Regions from separate parts of the Homo sapiens genome. Here region 1 is linked to region 2. The links are chromatin loops, found by intact Hi-C in ENCODE. Cell type or tissue: CD14-positive monocyte. All regions are shown on one strand. Each heading gives the region's core, and the rest is flanking DNA. Links, peaks and the distances in the headings are about the cores only. Region 1 overlaps CREB5 (cAMP responsive element binding protein 5). Region 2 has its middle 100 kb from the start of TRIL.

Region 1 (5,382 bases), core at 191-5,190, 240 kb after region 2:
ATGTGCTTCCTCCATCACAAACCAGTGTGATTCAAATGGTGGATTCTGGAATTCTGTTTTCTGCTCTCCTTTCCCTGTTCAGCCCCTCAGTCTTAGCCACTGTTAATAATGAACACACCCACAGTGGAATATAAGATGCACTAAAGAGAAAGTAGGATCCATAATTCCTATTTGGAACCTGAAACTGTCCTCAAACCAGTCCTCATACTTCTGACCTGTGTGCATTCATCAGTTGCACGGGTAAAAAAGAAATGGGAAATGGGTTGAGAAGGAGGGATCACAGATCAGGTTTTCGTTTCTACAATTTCAGATCAACATTATCATATAAACAATTAATGAGCAGTCTCCAGATGTTCTAAATTGCTCTTCCCTCCCAGGGATGTTGTTAAATACTCCCTAAGCTGGCTCTGCATAGCAAACAGACTTTCCATGGGGAAAATTCCAAGTTTAGCTCTCATGTACCTGGAATCCTTCTTGTGGATGATTTTTAGAAAGACTTCCAAGAATTCCAGGATCCTTTCCTCAACTCTGTGAATTTCAGGCTGAGGCTTCAAGAATGGTACCTCCAAGTGATCCCCAAAATGTTAGTGCCTACAATGTCTACGCCTAAGCTTTATGCTTTATAGGGACTTAGATAGTACAAACACTTGTTTAAAGAATGGAGAAATAAATGAACTATTGAATTAATAAATGAAATAATGCATTTTTAGAAATAACACTTGGTATCTGTTGGTCATCAGATTGCTAAGTTTCCTAACATGGACTTGTTTTTTTAAATCATAAATGAAAATCATAAACTGTTTAAGCTGAAAGATACCTTAGTAATAAACTGTACACAATTTTTTAAGGCTGTAGCTTTATTTGTTTAAAACAAATAGAAAAAACTGCCTCTCTGGTTGGAGTGCAGATAGAAGCCTGGAGTCCACTAACTCTGAGAAATTATACAGCTTGTCCAACATCATACAGGTGCCAGAGGTTGAGTCAAGACCCTGGAGACCCCTGTTCTGGAGTTTTTCTGCTGCTCAATACCTCCCTTTATGGGTGAGGTTTTATTTCCTATAGTTGTTTCTGGGTACCCATTAGGTTAAAAAAAAAAGGCATCTCTCTGAAACCAGAATAAATGGGTCACACGCTTGAAGAAGTATTGAACTGGAATTCAGGGTAACCAAAGAGTTGATGAGGAGAAGGTTCTCTTCATAGAAGTACTCCAGCTAATAAACAAAGAATGAATGACAGAATCAGACTTCACCATTTCATAATCCCTAAAGAAATAATGGATATAGACCGTGTCAGTGACTGCCAATGGCCCAAAGAGAAAAACAAGCCAACCATTGGTGCCTCCTAATAGAAATGTGCCATACCACATGGGAAGTATTCCTGCCAAAAATTTGAACTTGACTCTAAATCAAACCTAAAAGCCCCTAATTACCAGTTTACAAGAGATACAAGAAACAGAGAAACTTATTAAACTGACACTATGGAAATGCAATCAGAATACTCAGATTGTACAAAACTCTACAGGCTGTTGCACAAATAAATTGTCAGGAAAAATGATGGAGAACTCAGATCTGTGATTTAAGAGTTTTAGAAGACATGTCAACCAATTTTAAGTATGAACCTTATTACAGTCTTGATTCTCTGAGAAAATACCAGTGACAATGACATAGTTGCTACTCCGGGGCCCTGTAATGAGAGGTCATGGCAGCTCTGTGGAGGCTTTGGCAGCTGTGTCCAGGGCCAGGGTCACGAACCTGGCCTAGACCACAGAGGCAAGGCCAAGGCCAAGGAGTGGTTCTGGGTCACCATGCGGGACTGCCTGCCCAAGGAATGAAGATCAAGGCCCTGGAGGTTAGTCATGATTTCTCCTTGCCCATTGAGGAGTCTAAAATCATTGACTTTTTCCCAGGGAGGTCCCTCAAGGATGAAGTTTTGTGGATTAAGCTCATGCAAAAGCAGACCTGTGCCAGCCAGCAGACCAGGTTCAAGGCATTTGTTACACTCAGAGACTGCATAGCCATGTCAGCCTGAGTAGCTGCTGTCATGGGCAAGGCCAACATCCTGGTTGAGCTCTCCATCACCTGTCTGCTCGAGGACACTGTGGGGAACAAGATAGGTGAGCCCTAAGTGGTCCCTTGAAAGGTGACTGGCCTCCGTGGCTCTGGCGCACCTCCTCCTGACTCCCAGAGACAATGGCATCATCTCAATCCCTGTGCCTAAGAAACTGCTGCTTAAGGCCAGTATCTATGAATGCTACATGTTGGCCAGGGGCTACACTGCCACCTAGGGCAATTTCACCACAGCCACCTCTGATGCGGTCTCCAAGACATTGAGCTATTTTACCTCCCAACCCACCTCTGGAAAGAGACCACATTAACAGAGTCTCTTATCAGGAATTCACTGACCAACTCCTAAAGACTCACACCAAAGTCTTAGTGCAGAGGACCTGGCTTCCCACTGTGGCCACCATATGGTGTTTTTACACATGAAAAATAAAGCAAAGTAATTCAAAAAATAATAAAGGACAAAAAAAGAGACATCAAGGAAATTCGAAGGGTGTTTTCAGAACATTAATATAGTATGGGTAATATTTTAGGTGGAGAAATGGTATTGTGGTTACTTTTCTTTAAAGACTACTTATCTTTTATATAGCCATGTTAAAATATGAATGAAATGCTGTGATAACTAGGATGTGCTTCGTATAACCTTGAGAGAGGCTAAAAGTGAGTAGAGACATGGATGAAACGTGATTGTAAGCTGATAATTGTTCAGGTTGGGTGATGGAGTTCATGGGATGGGGACATTAGCCTAACCTTTCTGCTTGCATAACATGTTTTAAATTTTCCATAAGAAAAAAATTAAGAAACTTTGTCCACAATTATAACAAAAGGCTGTTTTTCTAAATTCTTAAAAATTAAATTAAATCAAAAAGCTGGAAGCTAGGAAAGAATTTCACACGAAAGTAAGAGGTTTTTGGAAGTGCAAGGGGCTCTCATTAGGGGTGAGGCATAAGCAGTGTCTCAAAAAGTTTCCAGTCTGACTGAAGCCAGACTAGATCAGAACATGGAACCTATTGGTGGGGAAGGTGATGTCTCCTTGGAAAGAGCATAGTCTCACTTAGTCTTGGTCTCATCCATGTTATAAGTGACAATGGCAGCTTTGGCTCTGTATCTTTAAACTATTTATAGGACATTCTGAAACATACATTTTGCAATGTCATTAAAAGATCATCCCATAACCAAAAGATCAAATCCCAAATGGATATAGCACAAATGACTGCCATCTGAACAAGCTTTAAAATATTCTGCCTGGGTACAGTGGCTCACACCTGTAATCCCAACACTTCAGGGGGCCGAGAAGGACAGATCGCTTGGGCCCAAGTGTTTGAGACTGGCCTGAGCAACATGGTGAAACCCCACTTTATAAACATACAAAAAATTAGCTGGGTGTGGGGTTGTGTGCCTGTAGTCCCAGCAACTCAGGAGGCTGAGGTGAGAGGATCTCTTGAGGCTGGTAGTTCAAAGACCGCAGTGAGCTGTGGTTGCATCACTGCACTCCAGCCTGGGTGACAGAGTGAGACCCTATGTCAAAAAACCAAAAATTAATAAATAAGTAAAGACTGAAATGTCATTCAAATAACATCTAAGACATAACATTCCTGAAGCTGATCTAAATGTTCCAACTGGAAGAAGCCTCTCTGGACTGCAGGTTGCCCCTGAAAGGATCCACTTTCTTGCACTTTGAACTCTGACTCTAAGCCACCCTGAACCCATTTGTGAATTACCGCGGAGGCCATTTACTAAAATTGAGATTTGATGACCCAAAGAAATCAAGATTTCCACAAATGCCTACTGAGTTTGTTGGCGAGATCTGGTCCAAATATCATGAAATATCAAATACAGCAATTTTCAAACGAGACACAGGGCAGTTAATGACCAGTAATCGGTGAATGAAATCAAAGCAGAAGGAGTAGTCCCAGAGCTTATCTCTAACTTTGTCCTTCAGAAACCCAAATCTAAGGTCGCAATCATTCTTCATTCAATTCACATGAAGTCGAAATACTCTTTCATTCTGGGTGTAATCACTTGATGATTTGACACCTATGAGTCATAAGTCGTAAAGAGGATAGGCTCAAGCCGGGTGGCAATGTGTTAGGTCACAATTTAAGCCTCAGTTGTTTCACAGTCTGTTCCCACTCAGGCTTCTGCCTTCACTGCACCTGGGGCAGGATCTGGGCCCTGCCTCAGCAAGTGCCATCAGTTTCAGACCCAATATATTGCAATGAACCTTAAAAATTCTTAGACGGTCACACATTTGCAATGCGAATACTTTTCAAGGGGAAAAATATATTTTTAGTTGTTTGGCCAAAACAAGCAAAAGTGCTCAAAATGTTGAAATAGAGGGGCCCCTGCTACTTCACGAATGGTTTGCTGAGGTATAGAGGTGAAACTGCTTTCCTCTGTAGTCCCAGTAAGCAGGCACACACACGTTTATCGATTAGGACATACTACAGTGGACGTCCAATCAGATACACTAGTCCCCTGGGTAACTCCAAATTCCTGCATGAAGTTTGGCTTCTTTTCCCATAACGACTACATTTGAGGGATGAATTAAAGTGGCCAAAATTTTCAATACATCTTTGAGAAGGGATAAGTACAAAAATGCCATTAAACAATAATGGGATTTGTATGTGAAACATTATACTCTTTGAACATTTTTTAGAAAGTCACTCTTCTCTTTCCCCTTCGACTAATAACAATTCAACATTATTTAACATAATCCTACTGACAGGTAATTTCTGACACGAAATTTATTACTGGCTTGCCCTTTGAGGGCATGTTTCACTATTAATGTTTCCTTTTAAAAGCTATAGCATACATTAGATTCTCATACAGAGTTTCCCCCATGTTTTCCTTGGAAACCCCTACTTTCTGTGGTATTTTACATTACCCAAGTCTGCTTTAACTGTATCCTTACACACACACACACACACACACACACACACACACACACACACACACCCCTTCTCTAAATGGCCAGGAATACACTTAATATTGAAGGATTTTATTTCACCATTATTGGATTTACCTATAACTGAATAAACAACATCATCAGCACAGCATACATTTTTTTAAAGTGTCTCCTGTACCTAATTGAGTATGTGATTAAGTGAGCTAGAGGGCTTGAATTTACCACTATCATTCTGGGAAATGAGAGACCCACGGCTTGTAGGTGTTGCCCATATAGGACCACTGAGACCTGCAAACAGACATTCTGATTGGTGCTTCAGGCCCTTCCCCATGCAGGACATAGGAGACTATTCAGAACATATTTGTGATTCTGACTCATTCAGAGAAATGATTTTTTACCTGGTGAGTCAGCATG
Region 2 (5,382 bases), core at 134-5,133:
CAATACAGAGCCTTGAACACACCTACTTTAAAATCTGGAGGAGTGGGGGTGAGAAGGAAATCCTTCTAAAGAGGGCTGAAAAGAAACAAACAAGACAAACAGGAGATAAAATCCAGACAGAGTTGTGACTGAGCCCAAGGGACGGTGTGAATCTCCAGGAGAAAATAGCCCAAGAGGTAAAAATTCATGGAGAAGCCAACAGAATATCCATGAAAGTTATCCACTTAATATAGCAAGCCATTTGCAGGCCAATGATAATTACAAAAGCCATTTCAGGACACCAGATTGTAGAGGGTGGACTTGTAGCATGGTAGGTGTTCATTAAACATTTGTTGGATTGAATTACACAGGGTTACTGCCATCCTGGAACAGGCCTTGATGCTCAGGGAAGGGGTAGATGTTAGAGAAGGAATGCGGTCTTTATTGGACATTCCAATTTGGTCTAGGACCAGTAGCCCTGGATCAATCTAGAGAGGAGGCTTCCTCTTCCCAGCCTGTTGAGTCTTTGCCAACATTTTACTGCTCTGATCCATTATCAGTGTGTCACCCCTTTGCCATGCATAGAAACAGTAAGTGCAAAGAAAATGCACTGTGGGGGTGGATGACTCAGGAGGTTTGGCAATGGATAAACAGCATTTTACCTTTAGTGGTGATAGATAGAGGGCCCGCAAGGCAAAGACTGCTGTCTGCTTCTCCTCACAGGCGTCCTCCTCCTACTGTATTTTTGTGTAGCTCCAAGCATGCCACAAGTACCCACAACAAACCATTAATTAAAGCTGGTTTCTGGTCTAGGTTTAAAAACTCCAAAGTTGTCACATGGAGGGGTGTGTGTGTGTGTCAGAGGGAGAGAGAGAGAGAGAGAGAGCTTCACTAACCTTTATAGCCACTGCCTCTCTTATTCACCCATCTAACTTAGCAGCAGGCACTGAAGCCCAAATCGAAGAAGAAACCCAGTGTGCTCTGTCCTTGGAGGTATCTCCAGAGTACAGTGTCTTGTGCCTGCCACTGCTAGACATTCAGAGAATACTGACTGACAGATAGGAGGGATGAGGTGGCATCTTCTGGCACTCTGAATTTCCTTCATACTTTTTCTGATTTGGATTGTGTGGGTTGTACCAGCTAGTGTTCAACCTCAGACACAGAACCAATATATCCATTCAGAGATGTCTTACTAGGAATTGGCTTATGCTGGCCGGGCGCGGTGGCTCACGCCTGTAATGCCAGCACTTTGGGAGGCCGAGGGGGGTGGATCATGAGGTCAGGAGATCGAGACCATCCTGGCTAACACGGTGAAACCCCGTCTCTACTAAAAATACAAAAAAAATAGCCGGGCGTGGTGGCAGGCGCCTGTAGTCCCAGCTACTCGGGAGGCTGAGGCAGGAGAATGGCGTGAACCTGGGAGGCGGAGCTTGCAGTGAGCCAAGATCGTGCCATTGCACTCCAGCCTGGGTGACAGAGCAAGACTCCATCTCAAAAAAAAAAAAAAAAAAAAAAAAAAAAAAAAATTGGCTTATGGTGTTGTGGGAGCTGCCTAAGCACATCCAAAGTCCACAGGACAGGGAGTCAGGAGGGGAAGCTAAAAAGCAGAATGGAGCTCTGGGCATGGCTGCGCTGTTGTTCATGGATGTGACCTCCTCTCTGTCTCGGTCTCTGTCTCTCTCTGGGGAGTCTTGGCTGTGCTTTGAGGGCTTCCGACTGATTAGGCCAGGCCCACCCAAGTTATCCAGTATAACCTCCCTTACTTAAAAGTGAACTGATTAATGACTTGAATGACATCATCAAACCCTTTCACAGTAACAGCTAGATTAGTGTCTGGTGAATCAATGGGAACTTTAGCTTAGTCAAGTTGACATATCAAAAAAGCCATCACATGGGGTTAAGAATAATGTTAGAGATCCTGTGGATAGGTAAAGAATAGGGTGTGTGTGTTTGTGTGCATGTGGGTGTGTTTACGCGTGCGCGCGTGTGTAGGGAGGGAGGAAGAGGGAGTTGGAAGTCTTGGGATCCTCCTTTCTCTTCCCTTTGAAGTCTCACAGAAGTCTGTCGGGGGAAGATAATTGGCGTCTAACACCTTGCCGAGGGAAACCATGCCCTGAGGTTCTGCAACCCCGACACGCTGATGGAAGAACCATGTTTGCTGGCAGAGCCCCTGGTCCAGTGCCTTAGATAGGAGGCACCCACCCCGCCGGCAGGGCTGCTCCACAGTGTTGTGCGGCATGGCGCCTGGCGCCGGATGATTTCCCCACGGCGGCGCCAGAGGGCGCCCGAACTGAGGATTCGGCCCAGGACTCCCAGAGGAGACCGGCAGGTGCGGCGACGCCCAGGACTCCCGCACGCCCCGCGGCCCCGGCACGGGCACCGCACCTTCCCTGGCTACCAAGGCTACCTCCTTCACGTGCACATTTCAGGGATGGGCAGGCCGACTCCTGGGAGCAAGGAGCTTGTCTTTGTAAAGGGCGGGAGGAGGTGGCTGCTGCGGAGGGAGGCGGCAGCCTCAGGGCCCGGGAGGCTCCGTGCCTCTCTAGTCCATGCTCTCGGCTCCTCCCTCTTACTCTCAGACCCAGGGTCAACTTTTCTTGGGGCTCGGACTTTCGGAAGGCTCGCTGTCCCAGGAGGGAGTACGGCCCCGGCATGCGCTCCCCGACTTGGCCACCGCCTCCCTGAAATCCTCCCGTGGGTGCGCAGCGTGCCCGAAACTCAGCCGAGGTGCCCCCTCTGCGCGCTCCACACCCGGGCTGCTGCGGCGTGCAGCGGGATCTGCGCTTCCCTGCCACTTAACCGCCCCTCGCAGAAGACCCTGCCCCCTAAAAAGTCAGGGCCCAAGGCAAAGAAGCAGGTCTTTTGCGTAGTTTTTGTTTTGTTTCAATCAGGAGTTTAAAAAGGATGTGTACTAATGTCACCCTTCTCTCCGTTAAACGTTCAGAATCTTAATGCAATGCTTTTTAAAAGCAATACAAATTTTGAGGGAAAGAAAAATCACTAGAGGACTTTATGGTTAAAGGTTTTAATGCAATGGTAGTATTACAAAAATAACTGGCATAGTTTTTTTTTTTTTTTTTGCAATTCTCAAAGGTGGTGGTGAACAAGGACAAAACAGATCAGACAGTTGGAAATAATAAAGAAAGGCTTCTGCGCTCATAATTTTCACTGAAAGTGCTCATAATTTGCACAACTGGAACAGTTAAACACTCAGTGAGACTGAGCAATAAACACATTTCTCACTCAAACATAGCAGAGGTCAGGGAAGGAAGCCCGTGTTCTTCTTTTCTTGTCGGATGTAGGCACCTCCCTGGCCACAGCTTATTCGTGTGGTTTTGGAAAACTCTGACAGAAATGAGTGTCTGGGAGGCTTCTCAGTTGTCAAGAGGCTTCTTATATTTCCTAAAGAAACTCAACCTAGATTCATTAAGCCAAGTCACAGAGCAAAGAGAATTAAATATTTTTCTAAGGCTGCAACTAATCCTGAAACTTATAGTGGGGGAGGGGAATCTGACATATGAAAGGTCTGTGATATTTTTATGGAAAATGTATAGAGATGTTGTGTTTAAATATCCTCAGATGAGGAAAAATGGATTTTTTTTTTGTTTTTTCAAAACAAAAACCAAATGATTTTCATCCTCCTATTCCCAGACCTCTCCTTATAGACTTCAATTAAGTATCCTAACGTCTTTTTTTTGAGTCATTTAGGAAAATACTTATATGTCAGTGAAAGCAGGGAGATCCTTTGAAAGATCTTGCTAATGTATGTTAGAGTAAGGCCAGCTCTTGTATTTATGATGGTTTTTCTTTTTCATCGAAATTGTAGGCTCACATTAAGGATTTTCCCTCCCTTTATAAACATCGGCACAGTGCCGTAACTTCCTTTATTTGCAATCAGTTATCCCATGGTTAACAAAGAACTTTTTTAGAGAAAAATGTGGCCTAATGAAATTCAGTAATTCTTTATATAAAGAAAAAAGGATCTTTTATATGCATTTTTATATGCATTAAATATATAAGCATGGTGTGTACCTGGTAAAGTTGATTTCTGCTGACGATGTAACACAGGTAAATCAACATAGGGTCTCTAGCACATTATAGGGTACACTTTATTGGGTTTTACCTTCAGGTAAAGACTTCTATTAAGAATATACAAGTGCCTGCATACCTAACCTGCCTTGTTTTCCACAGGGCTGTATACATAATCTCTTTTTAAAAATTTGTTTAATCAAAGCTTGCTATATTGAATACATTTAATTGGAATCCAGTGGTTAAAGAATATAAAAATTTACTGCTGTAGAAAAGTTTTGATTAGTGCTTTCCATTAGTGAGTGTTGTTGAGTAAACCCTCTAACAGCATATTTGAGTTCAGACAAGAACTGACTTAGCAAAACAGGTGATACTTTCAACTGTACAAATATATTATTTCCCATAAATATTCCTAATGAAAGAGGTGGTCTGTTTCAGAGGAAGTAACTGCAATGACGACTTTTAAATAATCGGAAAAAAAGTTCCCAACCTTGATAAATATGTGCACAGGGACTGAAAGGGTGAATTATTAGGTGAGGAAAGGTAGAGTCTAGAAATCCTGCCCCATGTATGTTATAAAGTAAGCTGCACAAAAGCATGGCAGATAGCATCTGTGAGCCAATGCCATTTTCCTGCATCAAGATCTTTCCCTTTCTTCTTGCATCAAAAAAGTGAATTCAAATACAAAGAAAGGATGTTTTACCCTACTGAAATGTTGCAGGCAGAAGAAAGTTTGTGCTTTTTCTTTTTTTTACAAAAAAAAGAAAAAGAAAAAAATACGTTTGAACAAAATTAAAATACAAGAAGGTTCAATTCTCAGAATTTAACAATTAATTTTCATTCAGTGCTTAGCTATCAACTACAGACTTTATTAGTTAACAACAAAAGCAAAGATGCAGGTTTAAAAGGGAACTTTGGTTCCCCTTTTCCCATTTATGATTCTCCAATTCAGGAAGGGCTACATTTCTTTTCAACTATGTGTTTAAATCTGGAATCAAGATGGGAGTAGTTAAACCACCGGCTGTGTCATGAAGTAACAAGTCAGGGTTCTGTGTCTCAAATGACAAACGTCTGACTTCACCTATTGCATGGAAAAGCCCCATGTACTGGAGTCAGAGGTCTGAATCTAGATTTTTCAACTATAGAATTCCAGCCCATTTTTAGAGGGAGCTAAGTGCTGTGAATATCTTCATGCACATGAAGTGTGTGTGCGTGTGTGTGTGTGTGTGTGTGTGTGAAGGCAACACAAGTGGGCAGGGCAGTAGAAGAAAGGGAGAGGAATTGGGGATGCAGAAAGCCTCTGCTTTGGAATATTACATGTTTTCCTTTTCTATTATTCACAATGAATTTAAAGAATATTTTATAGAGAAGTAA

Evidence for each region. Hi-C counts contacts between places; a loop is a spot of excess contacts. Peaks named below come from ENCODE experiments on the same cell type or tissue, not always from the same donor. Only the 100,000 strongest peaks of a DNase experiment are listed, where the experiment ranks them.
Region 1: it touches region 2 in a loop (3-fold over the local background); 52 of 110 quality-filtered maps call a loop at or near these places.

What each region holds. Positions count from the first base shown.
Region 1 is chr7:28,612,180-28,617,561 of GRCh38, reverse strand. All of the region lies in intron 5 of CREB5 (cAMP responsive element binding protein 5), which reads right to left. It also overlaps the pseudogene RPS2P30. Among named protein-coding and RNA genes, the nearest start is that of CREB5, 200 kb to the right of the region's middle. RefSeq lists an enhancer at 4,915-5,382. In CD14-positive monocyte, for the core only: CTCF peaks have their summits at 2,088 and 2,294; no DNase peak of the experiment used is centred there.
Region 2 is chr7:28,851,243-28,856,624 of GRCh38, reverse strand. No RefSeq gene overlaps it. Among named protein-coding and RNA genes, the nearest start is that of TRIL, 100 kb to the left of the region's middle. RefSeq lists a silencer at 2,312-2,511. In CD14-positive monocyte, for the core only: CTCF peaks have their summits at 2,076 and 2,277 (motif pointing right); a DNase peak (open chromatin) is centred at 2,254; H3K4me3 peaks cover 1,047 bases; H3K27me3 peaks cover 4,216 bases.